Regions from separate parts of the Homo sapiens genome. Here region 2 is linked to region 1. A link is an interaction called in ENCODE POLR2A ChIA-PET data of the cell type or tissue named here. Cell type or tissue: Panc1. All regions are shown on one strand.

Evidence for each region. ChIA-PET counts read pairs that join two places held together with the same protein. Peaks named below come from ENCODE experiments on the same cell type or tissue, not always from the same donor. Only the 100,000 strongest peaks of a DNase experiment are listed, where the experiment ranks them.
Region 2: POLR2A ChIA-PET joins it to region 1 with 5 read pairs; 2 of 35 experiments call an interaction of 5 or more read pairs at or near these places.

What each region holds. Positions count from the first base shown.
Region 1 is chr6:2,656,855-2,664,854 of GRCh38, forward strand. It overlaps MYLK4 (myosin light chain kinase family member 4), which reads right to left. Exons shown (of 13, transcript NM_001012418.5): 13 at 6,783-8,000. Among named protein-coding and RNA genes, the nearest start is that of LINC01600, 26 kb to the left of the region's middle. In Panc1, no CTCF peak of the experiment used is centred here; a DNase peak (open chromatin) is centred at 3,267.
Region 2 is chr6:2,385,427-2,393,426 of GRCh38, forward strand. The region is part of intron 4 of GMDS-DT (GMDS divergent transcript); the gene reads left to right. Among named protein-coding and RNA genes, the nearest start is that of GMDS-DT, 140 kb to the left of the region's middle. In Panc1, no CTCF peak of the experiment used is centred here; no DNase peak of the experiment used is centred here.

The sequences.
Region 1 (8,000 bases):
GTGATAGAACTGTTGAGTGAGGCAGAAGGAAAGTGAAAACTGTTGCAGCAGAAGAGTGACCCAGACCGTGGAATCTGACTTAAGGGAAGTTGGCAGAAGGTAGGTTTGGCAGGGTAGCGAAAACCATGTTTCATCTTGGAAATCTGTGAGCTACTGCACACAAGACAAGCTGCTAAGTTAATCATGAAACAATAAGATTTGGGACAAATAGGAAGGTGAAAGAATTTTTTTTTAAACTATTTTAAAAGCATTTCTAAAAGCAGACCATACATGATCTTTTGAAACCTTAGGAATACTTCATCATTTTTTGAAATATAAAGTTCAATTTTATTAAACATATGGGTTAGCTTGAAATTATCCAGAATATTAAAATTAATTTGAAAATAATTAAAATTCAGAAAAACTTCAGGTGTGCGTCCAAGTTCTGGGTAGTATTAATATGATATGAAAATTGCTGAGAAAATTTACTGTGAACAGGTGTGTGAAATAATTGAGGGGGGGGGAAAGTTCAGACATTAATTAGCAAGAATTATGAATTTTCATGTTAGGTTGTTCTCAAGTTGATGTATTTTAAAGCATATGTATATAAAGGAACTATTTTAAAATTGTGGATACACATGGAAAACAAAACATTATTCATAACATTCTGTACTTTTGTTATCAATCACCTGATGAGACGTGGAAAGAACAAAAATGTCTAAATCAAAAGAAAAAATAATTCTAAACAGTTTGGAAGTTTATTCAATAAGTCTTGCTAGTAGTGTTGAAATGTTCTCATTTCAAATTCAGCAAAATAAAGATATGCACTCAAAGAATGTCTCTGTTGAGACTTGGGGGGAAAACGGATGAATATGCCAAAAATAATACCCCAATTTCTGTACTCAAAGAATTTATGGTGGGGAGGGAAGCCAGGACAAAATTAAAAAGCATAATGTTAGAAAATAATGTGACAAATGCTATTAAAGTAACCTATATTAATAGGAGATGGATAAGGACATCAGGACTTTACCCCGGGTTGGGAAGGATGGTGCGATTTTGGTGTTTGTCAGGTAAGATTAGTGGAAAATATTTTAGACAAAGAGAAGAGGATGTATAAAGCTTGAGAATTATAAACAAGACTATTGTACTGATGTTGTCAGGATTTGACAATACTCAGAAGAGTACCACCATAACAAAAACCTAAAAGGTGGGAGAGACATTGGAACTAGGCTGTGGAAATAAGCTGGAAAGACTTTGAGAAAAGTATTAGTGAAAGCTTGAAGAGGCTTGAAGAGTGTTTCATGACATCTTAATGATCTTTGAGGAGGTTGTGAGTGAGAGTTTGAAGAAAAGTAAAGAAAATTTTATTTGAAACTGCAGAAAAAAGATTTTTGTTATATTGGTGGTAGAAAGTTTAGCAACACTGTCATCTGCAATAATAGAGAAAGTAGAAAATTTACCTAATTAATTGTGTGATCTAACTAAGGATGTTTCCAGAGAGTGCTGAAACTCTTCCAGGTTTCTTTTTGCTGCTTATAATAAAATGTGAGAAGAAAGAGATAAACTAAAGGAAGGACTTTTAAAGAAAAAATATATTTAAAAAAAATTCCAACCTCTAGGGACAACAAATGATGGTACAATTAAGAAATGACTTCCAGGTAAAGATCAAATCCAGGACACGCTAAAGAAAACATGGTCTAAACATGAAGCCAAGAATTTAAAATTATTTGTTAAGACTTCAGAAATATTCAAGACAGTGCATTAGAGAATTATTCAGTCAAACAATAGGGCTTCCAAGGTGTTTAAGGGTGTTGGCCCTCAACAGGCCCAGCAGAAGTCCAAGGTAAAGAAGAGCTTATCTTGAATGGTGAGTGCAGTCCTTCTCTAATGAAGTGAACCTCAGTAAAATTCGCAGGAGGTCTAGAAAGTTTTGATTTACATTGCTTGAAGCACCACCAGTTTGGACTGACACAGGCAACAACCACAAAGAGAAAAGAGGCCTTTGTCCTCCCAAACTATTCCACCAGCAGGAAGTAAGTTGAGAAACCTACACTGCCACATGCAGAGACTAGCCTTCATGGAAAAGGGAGAATGACTCAGAAGGTGAAAGCGAGAGTCCAGAGGGTGGATCCAGGAGTGGGTGACCGTGCCTTGCATGGAGAAGGACATGTGTCATTGGGGAGCTGGGGATAGACAATGATCACTGACCTACAAAGTAGTCCCCAGTGATTCTCACTTCCTGTTTTTCGTACCTTGTATAGTCCCCTCCCACACTGAATAGGGCATCATGGAAATCAGAGAGTGTGACGGCTGCTTGGGGTTAGGACATAAAAACGTGGAGATTCCTGTCTTACTCTCTCCTCGATCACTCATTCTGAGAAGCCAGCTGTCACACGATCAGCCCTATGGAGAGGTCCACCTGGTGAGGAAGGGAGGCCTCCTGCCAACCACCTCAGCATCAATTTGCCAGCTATGCAAGCGAGCCATCTGGGAAATGGATCCTCCTGTCTCAGTCACGGTCTTTGTTGGCACTAGTTGTGATAAAGAGAAATAACACTACAAATTGTTCCGAAGCCTTTGTTAGTGCCTGAATATTCTAAAGGCATTCAAATCCGAAATTTCAGCAGTCATGGTGTCCGAAAAGATCCACATCTGTAGGCCAACTTGGGCTAGGGATGCCGTATTAGGACCCTGCTGGAGGCCTAGGACATCATTCCTGTGTCTTTAGTGTGGAGCAGGATGGGAAACATCTGGCAAATGACATTGAAAAGTAAGGCCAGCTGCATGAACAGGCATCTTAAACATGACGCTAAGAAATTCAACATTTTTTGAGCCTAAGTTTCTGACCTTTAAAGTTATCTGATTAGATTTGTCTTTTAAAAATAAAAAGATCATCAGTGTGGAGGAGACTGGAGAAGAAAAACACAGCAGTCCAGTACACCAATGATGAAGTCCAGTGAGATCTATGAAGTATGAGTGTATCCCAGCCAGGGCCCCCAACAACGAAATGGGGGATGAGGGATGGAGAAGAAGGAGCCAGACGGTTACTTGAGGAGGGTATTTGCTCATCACTAGTTCAGCTCTCCACAGAAAATCGTGAGATCTTAGTTTTAAGAGAAATGGGAACTCAGAAGGGCCAGTCCTCTGGAAGGGATGGGCATGGCCCTAGATCCTTCCTTGCTGCTTCATAGCTGCTTGAGGGGCCTGCATCATCAGACTGTTAAGAATGACAGCAAGTGCTCGTATGGAATGGTTCTGTGGTGACTCATGGGTGCCAGCTGACTCTAGAAAGCAGACAGGCACTATAGGTAAAGGGCAGGGATTCAGACAGGCCTGATGGGCTTTCTGAGATGTGTATTTTGGGGGAACAAGCCTTCACGGGAGTGAAAGAAGAGCAAAGAGATGTGTGGCCCATTCTCAGGGACTTGTGTGTTCCTCAACCCGCTACCTGAGGGGCCAAAGGCAGAGCTGAAGAGCTTTTTTCAGGAAGGATTGTGCGAGGTGCTGTGGCAAACAGGATGAGTTTGTCCATGGTTTGTTATAAAATGCTCTGGCACAGAAGTTAGTTAGCATTTAAAGAATGTCAACTTCATCAAGAAGGTACACTCCAGCAGCTGGTAGGTAGCATCTAAAATTAGCATAAGCAGACTGGGTTTTACAATCTCATCTTCTCTCCTTATGTCTAACACTGGAAAATTATAAAAAATAAGTTTTTTAAAATTTGTGAAATATTAATAGAGTTTAAAGTGTTTGAATGCACTAGAAATGTTGTACAGATACCTGCACCCTGAAATGAATAATAAAAATGTAATAATAATAATAACATAATTTTAATATAATAAGAATCTGGCAAGCTCGGGAGCCTATGGTCTTGGGAGAGGTCCCAGGCCTTAGAATTCCATGGAGTCCTATGTCCAGCCATTTATAGGGGATGCTGTCATCTGATCCTACTAGACAGGTAGCTGGACTTTGTGATCAGAATTGCAAGCTTCACTCAGAACAGATATTGCCAGAGCTGTGTCACCTGGAGCTTATTAAAAAGGAAGAGTCTGAGGCCCCGCCCAGAACTTCTGAATCAGAATCTTTTCATTAGCAAGATCCACAGGTGATTCTTACGCACATTGAAGTGTGAGAGACTGTTCCTGTGGGTAAAGGGCATGAGCTTTCGGGTCAGACTCACCGGATGAAAATTGCAGTTCCTCTACTGATTTGCTATATGTCCTTGGGTCTGTTACTCAACTTCACTATCAGGGGCTTATTTGTAAATTGGGTTTAACTGTCTCGCTGGCTTGTTAGTATTAAAGGAGGTAACATGGAGAAAGAGCTTAGAAACATAGTAAAGTACTTAAACATCAGTAGCTATTAGTGATTTGATAAATAATATCCTAGTATAATTTAGTAGAATATGAAAAGAGAGTGTAGGATATCATCAGGACTGACCCAGCCATGAACTGTGAACTGGTGACTGAGAAAAACATGGTCTCCTGAGTGCACAAGGCAGGAGTCAACCTTTCATGCAAGATGCTGTCAGAGGGGGCTAAAAGGCCAGAGAGCGGAGGCTTCACTAGGCTCCCCCAACAGTTTGTCTAACTGTGGCTGTCCTGACTACTCATCATTTGGGTGTGTGGCAGAAGTCAGCCTGGCAGAATTCAACCTTGCCCTCATTGTACCAAACACCACCTAGCAGGCAGATGGTGGGGGCTGGGGGGAGATCTGTTGCCTTCACTTCCCATGGCTCCGGAGAAGATTCTAATAGTTGTGATAGACAGTTGACCTGAGTCTGTCTGAGCAAGGCTGAGTGGTGGGCACCTCTGCGCTTCTGCCTGGCTTATGCATGCAGCATTAGCCTGACAGGGACTCCAGGAAATACAGCATCGCTGCTCCCTTGAGGGCCAGCCTCTTGGGGGATGCCAGGAAGCTGCACCCTTGTCGGGGGGGGCTGTGTCTGTCAGGGTGGACTGGGAAAGTGGCCAGGGAGGTGCCCAGGGGGTGGGAGTGTATCCTGCCAGAAGAGCCCATTCTCTCTGACACACTGGATGCTAGACTTGTATTAGAATATTTTGGAGGTCTCTAGTAATAACCATGTGAGCTCTGAGGTCCTGAGCCAGCCAAATTCAGATGAGTATCTTTCATGAGATCCTATGTCCCCACAGTGCTGTTTGGAGAGCGCTGATTACAAGCTCTCAGGGAAACCCTAAATTAGGAGTGGGAGAGAGGAATGACTGAAGGGCGAGGACCGAGAACCAGTCTTCCTAATGGCTCCGGATCATGGGGTGGGACTGGTGTCCCCTTTCCAAATGGGGAGTGGGGAGGCGAGTGGTGAAGGGGTTCAGCGCCTCCCTCTGTGGGCATGGTGAGGGAGACCCCCTGCAATGCACCTTACCCCGGGAGAGGCCAAGAAGGGCCAGGGAGGAAGAAGATGGCTGACCCTTCTCTCTGAGTCGCAGGCTCTGAAACTCCAGCACTGAGAATCTGTTCCCGAGAAAGGGTGTGGTCATCTGCTAGAACTGCACCAATAATGGAGGGAGGGCCAAGAAGGTTTCCTCACTTTGGGGAAGATGTCAGAATGCCTCACCTAGAAGTTTGAGTGGGAAAAGACTAGATTCAAGACGAGATTGCTTCATGTGAGAACACAAAGCTCCATCCCTCCCCACTGCTTGCAACATGGGCAATGGAAAATCCAGTGGGCCTGCCTCAAGCCCCACCAGGGTGGGGGGTCTTGTTGCCGCTGGGAGAGCTGACCACTGCTGGGCTGAGAGAGGAGCGTTGGCCTAGATCCAGGTGTCAACCACAGACTCACATGCAGGCCTGGGACAGAACAGTCCCGTCTCCAGACAAGAAACAGGCCCAGAAAGTGATCCTGTGGCCTGTGGTGGCCGCTTTATACTGAGGTCCTTCAGTGTTGGGACTTTGGAAGCAGACACTTTTCAGTGCTTAAGGAATAATCACTAACGGACATGAATAGGGTTGAATTGCTACTAATTGCCTTAATAATTTATTAAACACCCTCTGAAACTAGACACTTTACATAAATCTCAGTCAATATTTTTGTATTAATAGGGGAAAAAAAACACCCTGAACCTTGTCTTGGTACATTGGAACCACCATGTTTTCAAATGGGAGAGTTGTTTTTCCCCGACGTGGCTGGCCAGTGTCACCGTGGACTGCGCTGGGGCCCCTATAAGTGTGAGGCTCTTTTAGGTAGCTTGGGTTCTGAATGTCACAGGAATTGACATGTTAGACCTGAAGTAAAGGAGTTTGCATTGTATTTGCCAAGTCCACGTCTGATATGGTTTGGCTCTGTGTCCCTGCCCAATCTCATGTTGAATTGTAATCCCCATTGTCGGAGGAGGGGCCTGGTGGGAGGTGACTGCATCATGGGGGTGGATTTCCCCCTTACTGTTCTTGTGATGAGTGAGTTCTCACGAGATCTGGTGGTTTCAAAGTGTGTCATGAGTGAGTTCTCACGAGATCTGGTGGTTTGAAAGTGTGTAATGAGTGAGTTCTCATGAGATCTGGTGGTTTGAAAGTGTGCAGCACCTCCCCCTTCGCTGTCTGTCTCTCTCTCTCTCTCTTCTGCTCTGGCCATGTGAAGACAGTGCCTGCTTCCCCTTCACCTTCTTCTATGGAGTTGCAAGTTTCCTGAGGCCTCCTCAGAAGCAGAAGCCTGGACAGCTGGCAGAACCATGAGCCGATTAAACTTCTTTTCTTCATAAATTACCCAATCTCAGGTAGTTCTTCATAGCAATGCGAGAACAGACTACTGCAATGTCTTTGAATGATTGAGCCCATTAATCAAAAGATAAATAAGGTCCATGTTTATTCTTCAATATAATACATATACATGATTGTTATACATCTTTAGAAAGCAAAGAAAAACAGCTAAATGAAAGTACGTTCAGAAATTTAAAATATACATGATAGACACAATCACCACGTTATGAATCCTTTTTTTAATTTCTTATCAACACCAATAAACCTAGTCAGAAAGACTCACTGACATCTATCAGCTGAGACGACAGCAAAATACACATTAGGTAACATATGAACGCTCACACAGCAGATGCTTTCTGCTCTTCTGAATGGGTAGTAGTGGTTGAGTTATAAGCCTTCATGGAAGGTGAAACTGCCCATAGAAAGACCACTTATACAAAGCACAGCGCACTAAAATGGAGCAAAAAGAAATATAGAACACTTCTAACTGAGAAACTGCAGACTCCAAGCTATGTGAGGAAGTCATCTTAATCCAGGAACCCAATATCTAATAAATCCAGCACCCACTTCCCTTTAGGACAGACGGAAAGTTGCCTCCTGGTAAGAAAATTTCTTAATCTCAAAAAGGCTTTCAGGGAGCATGGTGATGGATAAGAAGACAAACTTGGATCCGAACTTAAGAAAAAGGAAAGAAGTAAAAAAATGTAAAAGAGAGTGCAAAAGCAAAGGCGAAGCTTTGTGGATATTGGGAAGTAGGCCGTGGTGATGCTGCAGCACACAGGGATGACAGGACGGCCAGGGGACAGGAAAGAACCGAGTCCGAGGACCACAGCCCTCCAGGGGCCTGATGCTGCCTCTCACTTGTGCTTTTACAAGCGGACTTTCAACCGGGGTTCTGTCATTTGGCCCCCAGCACACGCATGCACACTGGCACCCGTGCTGCGTGGCTGGGGGAGGGGCAGAGGAAGCAGAAGAGACAAAAAAGGAATGAAATAAAGAGCAGATTCTGTTCCTAGTATCAAATCCATATTTTGATTCTTAAAAGAGAAAAAAAAATTGCTAAGCTAATTTCCATAAAATGGATAAAAATTAAGTATTCACACATCTTTCCAAACATACATCAAAGCAAGCCACAACAATGGCAACATGCCTACTTACATTTTTGAGGAAAGAAAGCAAATTAATATCAAGTTAGAGGAAATAACTGAAAACAAACTTATGGCACTCAACAGACATGAGTGTTACCAGCTTCAACCTAGAAATTGTTTCCCCAAGTTAGTTCAGATGAGAGTCTCGTCCAAAGTTTG
Region 2 (8,000 bases), 270 kb before region 1:
TACTTATACAGTTCTTGGTATAAAAAAATTCTCTTTGTCCAAAATATTCAGTAAAAAAACGAGAGGTAAGATGCGGTTTTCTCTTGAAGCATTTCCTTCACTCTTCATGTAACTTGGCTACATCAGTGTATGAATAAATATGGAACTACTTGAGGCCATACTATATATATTTTAAAAACCCAAGAATACTTTTGGAAAAGCCAAAAAGTATCAGCATAAAGTGAAAAATAAAATGAAACAGAAACTTTTCCGACCAAACAGACGTAAGCCAGATGTTAGAGTCTCCCGTGCAAGGAGGGCCGTGTAAGGCCCCTGTAGCTGTGCCGAGTGCATGCTAATGTGGCCAGAGAGAGGTACATGGCTTAAGCTCACTCTCTTTACACATAAAAATGACCGTTTCTCTCTGTTTTATTGTGGCACATTGACGTAAATATGGCTAGCTATGGCAATAAAAATCATGACTAGCTATTTTATAACTCAAGTCAGAATTTTCATTGAGTGAAAGAAAGAGGATATGTTACCAATGAAGAGAGATGTTTGATCAATTAAAATGAAAAACATATTTACTATACTTAACTCCTGTATATTTAAATATTATCCTACTACAAACTTAAAAAGAAAAACTTTTCACTTACTTTTCCAGTGCTTTTTATGTTCTTCCCTTTCTTCTGGGTTTGCTGCCTTCTGCCAACTAAGCCACTATTTAATACACTTTCATTGAAACAAACTTCCGCCCTAACCAATCTGGGATGCAAAGAGAATCACAAGTTTTATTTAGGCACTTTGCGTTTTGGAAATTAAACAGAAAAAAATATCAATATTCTTCTCCCACTGGCACAAACACATTACTTTTCTTTCTTTTTTTAGTTTTTTTCAACAAGGAGGAAAGGAAGATTAAAGAAATGGGATACTCGTAAAAATCTGTTTTCCACAGACATGCCTTATGTGACAGGCTGTGACCTAGAACCACATGCTTTTGGGGCTGTGGGCATGGTGACTATTTCTTGGCAGAAAGACAGATTTCAAGCAAGTACTCACTCTACGTCCACCCAAATAGGTTCCGGAACTTTTTGGCTCATAGGTGTCAAGGTCTTCGTGCACCTGAACCTGTAGAAGGCCGAGGGGAAATACACACAATATTTTTATTATAGGACTGTCCTTCTTGAAACACAGCCTGCAGGGCTCATGGTTTGAATTATAGGGTGTCTCATGTGAGGTTCTCACATCTGGTTTGACAATCATTTTTTCAAAAGTGTAGTCTTTTGTGAGCTTGTGACGCAAAATGATATGGTAAAATGAACCCAGGCAACTCACAGTTGCTTAAGTTGCAGTAGTTACAAAACTAAGAGAAGGGAAAAATAAAACTGGACAGAGTGCAATGTAATAAAATCTAATATATGAATAGGAGGCATATCTAGTGTCTGTCTACCTGTGGTGGGCTGAATGGCTACTCCCCAGAAGGATATGTCCACATCCTGATCCCTGGAACCTCTGAATGTGACTTTCTCAGGAAGGAGGGTCTTTGCTGACATAATCAGGGGAAGGATCTCAAGATGAGAAGACCATCCTGGATTAGGTGGGTGGGTCCTGAATCCATTGACAAGTGTCCTTATAAGAGACACTTGGAGGAGAGACAGAGAGAAGAGGAAGCAGGAACATGGCTACGGAAGTGGAGATTGGAGTGATGTGGCCACAAGCAAAGGAACACCAGAGCCACCAGAAACTGAAAGAGGGGAGGAACGGATTCTCCCCTAGAGCCTCTGCTCTGGGGGAGTGTGGTCCTGTGGATACCTGAATTTCTGATTTCTAGCTCCAGAACTGTGAGAGAATAGATTTCTGTTGTTTTAAGCCACCCAGTTTATGATACTCTGTTACAGTAACTACAGAAAACTAATTATCTATCTATTGGTCTATCTATCTATCTATCTATCTATCATCTATCTATCTATCATCTGTCTATCTACCTATCTACCTACCTACCTACCTACCTGATATGGTTTGGCCGTGTCCCCACCCAAATCTCATCTTGAATTGTAGCTCCCATAATTCCCACCTGTTGTGGGAGGGGCCCGGTGGGAGGTAATTGAGTCATGGGGGTGGTTTCCCCCATATCGTTCTTGTGGTAGTGAATAAGTCTCACAAGATCTGACAGTTTTATAAGGGGAAACCCATTTTGCTTGGCTCTCATTCTGTCTTGTCTGCCTCCATGTAAGACATGCTTTCGCCTTCTGCCATGATTGTGAGGCCTCCTCAGCCACATGGAACTGTGAGTCCATTAAACCACTTTTTCTTTATAAATTACTCAGCCTTGGGTATAAATTACTCATCTTAATGTCATCAGTGCTTATCTCCTCACTGGGTTGGTTTTTGCCAACCCATTCCTATTTGTTTTATACATATTTCATTATCCCATGTACTCCAGAACAACTTTACCTATTAACTGAAAAAATGATCAATTGTAACCATTCTGAATTTGAGACAATACCTGCTTTCTGCATTCCACTTTATTACGTATATACATATACACTAAAATATGTGCGTATGTAAATACCTGCTTTCTGCATTCCACTTTATTACGTATGTACACATACACTAAAATATGTGCATATGTAAATACCTGCTTTCTGCATTCCACTTTATTACGTATATACACATACACTAAAATATGTGCGTATGTAAATACCTGCTTTCTGCATTCCACTTTATTACGTATATACACATACACTAAAATATGTGCGTATGTAAATACCTGCTTTCTGCTTTCCACTTTATTACGTATGTACACATACACTAAAATATGTGCGTATGTAAATACCTGCTTTCTGCATTCCACTTTATTACGTATATACACATACACTAAAATATGTGCGTATGTAAATACCTGCTTTCTGCGTTCCACTTTATTACGTATGTACACATACACTAAAATATGTGCGTATGTAAATACCTGCTTTCTGCATTCCACTTTATTACATATATACATATACACTAAAATATGTGCATATGTATTAAAGGGAACTTTGTGTTGTTGGATGCCCTCTCCAGTTTCTGGGTTAGTGCTCGAGCCTCAAAGAGAAAGGGACTGTGTGTCTTCGGTCCCTTTACAGCGGCTCTGATGACCAGGCTGTTTACTGATCACAGTTTTCAGGCAGGTCCTTTCGACTTAAATTGAAAGTAAGTCAGAATATGTGTTAACAAAACCAGGAAACCAAAGCCATTCAACAAGATCTGCTTCTATTCCATTATTCTTTAGTTCACTCTGTGATATCGGGCCACATCAAGTCCCTTCAGCCAGCTCCCCAGGAGTTGCTTGGGCCATGTTTTATGTGTCATCTGTCACTAGGTGCTCCCATTCTTAATGTCCCTCTGCACATCTCCTCGCCACCATCCGTGCTGAGTTGTCATTTCATCCATCAGCCACACAGCTCTGATTAGGTTCTGCATCAGGACTCGAAGGGTTTGACTGCCCAGCTCCCCATCCCTACACTGCTGCTAATAGGCCCCCACTTTCCTTCTGGAGACTGTCTCCTCCCCAACCCCACTGCTACACACACACACACACACACACACACACACCTTCACACACACGCACATGCACTCATACATGTACACCTACACACTCCCCACATACCTACACCTCCACATATGCACACACACCCCATGTATGCACACATACCAGTGCATACATATGCACACACACCATGCACACACAAACACACACTCCACGTACACACAAACACGTGCACATACCCAGGCACCCATGCGTGTATGCACACTCCCTGAACACACCCCACACCCACACCCAGACCCTAATACACATACACACATACACCCCTGCATGTACACGGTGCACACACACAAATACCCTATATGTGTGCACCCGCATGCACACTCCCCATCACCACATTCCACACAATTCTCAGGGTCCCTCAACTACTGGGACCAGCCACTGTGGCTGGATAGTGTCCCTGTGACTCATCCAGCACAAGATTCAGACCTAACTGGGGTTCATCAAAGACCTTCCGGGAGATGCCCACGGATGTGGGGGAAAGAGTGGGCACCCTGGTTTTTCTGGGTGTGCTGGAGGCTGAAGGGGTGATGAAAGCCTGGAACTTCCACTGACCATTTTGCCACTGCGAGGAGAGAACTCAGGCAGGAATCAAATGAATTCAGGAAAGTGGAAAGTGGAGGAGGGGCCACAGGAGAGAGGGAGAGAAAAGAAGGGACTGAGAGAAAGAGAAAGGGAAGAGGAGGGAGAAAGAGAATCATCTTCATCTCTGGATCTCACAGGGGGTGAAGCAACTGCTTACCTTGAACTTAAGTCTTGGGAACCAATAGAATCCCTCTTTTGCTTAGGCTAACTTGAGCTGGAATCCCACAACCTGCAACACAAATTGCCCCCATGGATCTGGTTGCTCTCCTGGTTAAGAGAGCATGCCTAAGGCCCATGGTTCTTGGTAAGTTCACCTGTTCCCTATGCACAACCTCAGCATTGCCCTTTAAGCCCCTGTATCTTACAATCCAGTCATCCTGAGTGACTTGCAGCTTCCTGAATACAAAAGGATGTTTCACCCTCAGGCCTCTGTACATTTATTCAGTCATTTATTCCAGAAATATTTACTGAGGACTTATTTTCTAAGCACTGGAGATATAGCAGCAAACAAAACAGAAAACAATTTGCTGCCTTCATGAGGTTTGCGTTTTAGCAAAGGTGAGAAAACAGGATAGGATAGAACTAAAATTAATAAGTAAAATATGGAGTATGTGCAGACAGATCACAGAGGCACCATGTGACCCAGTAACTCCACTCGTAGCTGCACACCCGGGAAAAGTGAAAACATCACATCACAAAAAACTCGTGTTCACAGGAGCGTTATTCATCATGGCCCCAAAGTGGAAACAGCTTCATAGTTCATGGACGGACTGGATGTGGACTGTGAGCACAGAAAGAGTCAAGAATAATTCCGTGTGCTGTCCCTTTTGTCTGAAAGGCCTCACCCTGTCATCAGAGCACCTGCTGGTTGTCTGTGCCCTGGATTCACCGGAAGCACATGGATGACAGGGCTGTATTCCTGCTGCTCAGCACCGCAGTTGGACGGAGTAGGATCTCCAAAGCAAGTTTGTGGATCAAATGTACAACTCAAGTGTACAGACTTGCCCCCAGGCCATTTTCAGCACGGTGATATGGCTCAGAGAAACAAGCATGGACATCTAAACACCCAGAACGGCTCTGCTAGGCCTTGGCTGAGGGTCTCTTGACTGTTCAACACACAAGAACCCTGCAAAACCTCCCCACATCTCTTCAAGAGCCTCTGTGGCTACTTCTCCCTCTCTTTCTCAGTGCCCTTCCAGTTCCCCATGATTCTTCCTCTGTTCCCACCTGCTAAACTCTCCTCCTTCCCTCCCCTGACCTACCCATCTCACCTGGATTAGGCCTGCCCTTCAGCATCTGACATGCTCCAATCCATCTGTTAGTCAGTGGAACAGAACTGAAAAGCTAACCTGCCTGAGCAAAGTGTCCTTTCTATTTAAAAGGTGAAGAGGGAAGCAATTATTAGTAACTGTGTTGCAATAATTTCCTTTTTGTAAATTTTACTTTAAGTTTTGGATACATGTTGTGCAGAATGTGCGTGTTTGTTACATAGGCATACATGCGCCATGGGGTCTTGCTGCACCTATCAACCCGTCATCCAGGTTTTAAGCCATCTCAGCAAAACAATTTCCTTTTATTCTTGTCACACATAAATGAATACTATTCCACAGTTCTTAATCTGGGATATGGAAAAACTTGTTTGATGTTGCTGTGTGTTTGCACGTGCTGTTTCTTATGCTTGGAAATCTCTGCTCTTTCCTTCTCCTGCAGCGAAACTCCTTGTCCAGATCCCTTTCCTGGTGTCCACTCCTCAAGCAAGGCAGAGCTGGGGGCAATGCAACGGGGAACCCTGTTACTGTGGAACAAGCCTGGGTCGGCATCTCAATCTCATTTCTCATGAACGGGGACAGCTTGAACCAGCTGCTTACACTCATGCAGCCTTCTTTCACCATTTTTAGAGTTGTGAGGAGTTGATGGTGTAACGTAACTCATCCCTCCCTGGCTGTATGGGACAGTAGCATACCTGAGGATGGGTTAGGATTGCTGAGATGGGCTGGAGCCGGGGCAGGGGGCCTCCAGCTAAGAGAGGCCTCCTGAGCTTACCTCATTTGGTCTCAGGGCTATTCTCATTTTCCAGATGAGCAGTGATGTGAACAATATTGGAAAGCATCAAAGAAATGGATGTAAAGTGTCTGGCACAGAGTGAGTGCTCAGTGACTGTGGGTGCCCTCTCGTCCAGCTCCTCTCTGCTCTGAACATGCCTTTCTCACGGCACTTATGAGAATGTGCCATCGCTGTTTACTCCCTGTTTGTCCCCCTCTACATGCTAAATTCTTTAGGCCCAGGGACTGTGTTACACTCATCTCCATAGCCCCAGGCCTAGCAAAGTGCCTCCTGCCTAGTAGGTCCTCAGTATTTGCTGAATGAATGGATGATGATTTCATGGAAGAATCACTCCCTAAAGTTTCCAGCAACAGGCTGAGGAAACTCAGGATGAAAACATCATGTCTCTTGCCCAGTCTTCACCATGCTTTTTAGTGGTGGTCACTGCACTGCATGTTTTCTTTAAGAAGGGTGAGCTCATGCCAAGGACGAGGGCATGGGGTCTGTGCCGGGCACTTCCCAGTTCCACGTTCTGGGTGTAGGGAAGAGGGAGGATGCCCACAGAGAGGGAGGGAACCAAATGCAGGAAAGGAGGGCAGGAGGGGCAGTGTTGGCTCCTGGCGGGCCTGGCATATGGCTGTGCTCCGAGTTACTTCTGGTCCTGTGTGTGGGGCTGAAGCTTCAGCTGCCACCAGACATCCCTGCCATGTCCCTCTTGAGAGTCCTAACCTCACTCTCAAGACTCACCCCGATGCTCTCCATGAAAATAAAACGCACCTTCCATGAAGTGTCCCCAGAAAGCTCCACGGGGGAGGAAGTGCCACTTAGAAATGAGAACCAATCCCAGGTGAAAGTCATGAGCTGAAAGGCCCATATCAGGCTGTCGTGGATGACCTTGGATGCCCCTGAGGTGTCCTTAAAGGAGGCAGCATTCGCTTTCTCCCAGTGTGTGTGTGGCAGACCACATGCAAGCTTTTGGGCTGACCCAGTTGTGACTATCACTGTGTCCTCGGGTTTCATCTTGGGGAAGGGAGTTGTACCAGTTCTTACTCCTGGAGGCTGATTTCCTAAAGTGCAAAATTGGGCCAGTCTGTTGAGGCCCAAGTGTTCTGGAAAAGATCTCTGACAGATACATGGAAACTGAATTTAGTTGCTGGTTAAGAGCTTTCATGGGAGCAAAGCTCTTGGCTGTGGGTTTCTTGATTGTCAGGTATACATTAGGGCAGTGGTCCCTAAACTTTTTGACCGTGGAGACTGGTTTTGTGGAAGACAGTTTTTCATAGATTGGTTTCAGGATTAAACTGTTCCACCTCAGATCATCAGGCATTAGATTCTCATAAGGAGCGTGCAACCCGGATCCCTCCCATGCACAGTTCACAATAGGGTTCCAGCTCCGATGAGAATCTAATGCCACCGCTGATCTGACAGGAGTTCAGGTGGTAATGTTTGTCCACTGCTCACCTCCTGCTCTGTGGCCTGGTTCCTAACAGGCAATGGACTGGTACCGGTCTTCGGCCCAGGGGTTGGGGACCCCTGCATCAGGGGACAGAACAACATTTTGCAGAAGGGAAAAACTGGTCTTCCTCCTTCTCCTTTTTTCTGTACTCGGCCTTCTCTCACTTGTGGACACTTCGTGGACATAGAAGAGGGGTGCAACACTGCATCTGGTTCCTCCAAGTGTGGTCTAAGACCCGCAACCTCTGCATCTCCTGGGAGCTTGTCAGAAAGGCTGAGGCTCAGGCCTCAGCCCAGACCCACAGGATCAGAATCTGTATCTTGACAAGACTCCCCTGGTGACCTGAAT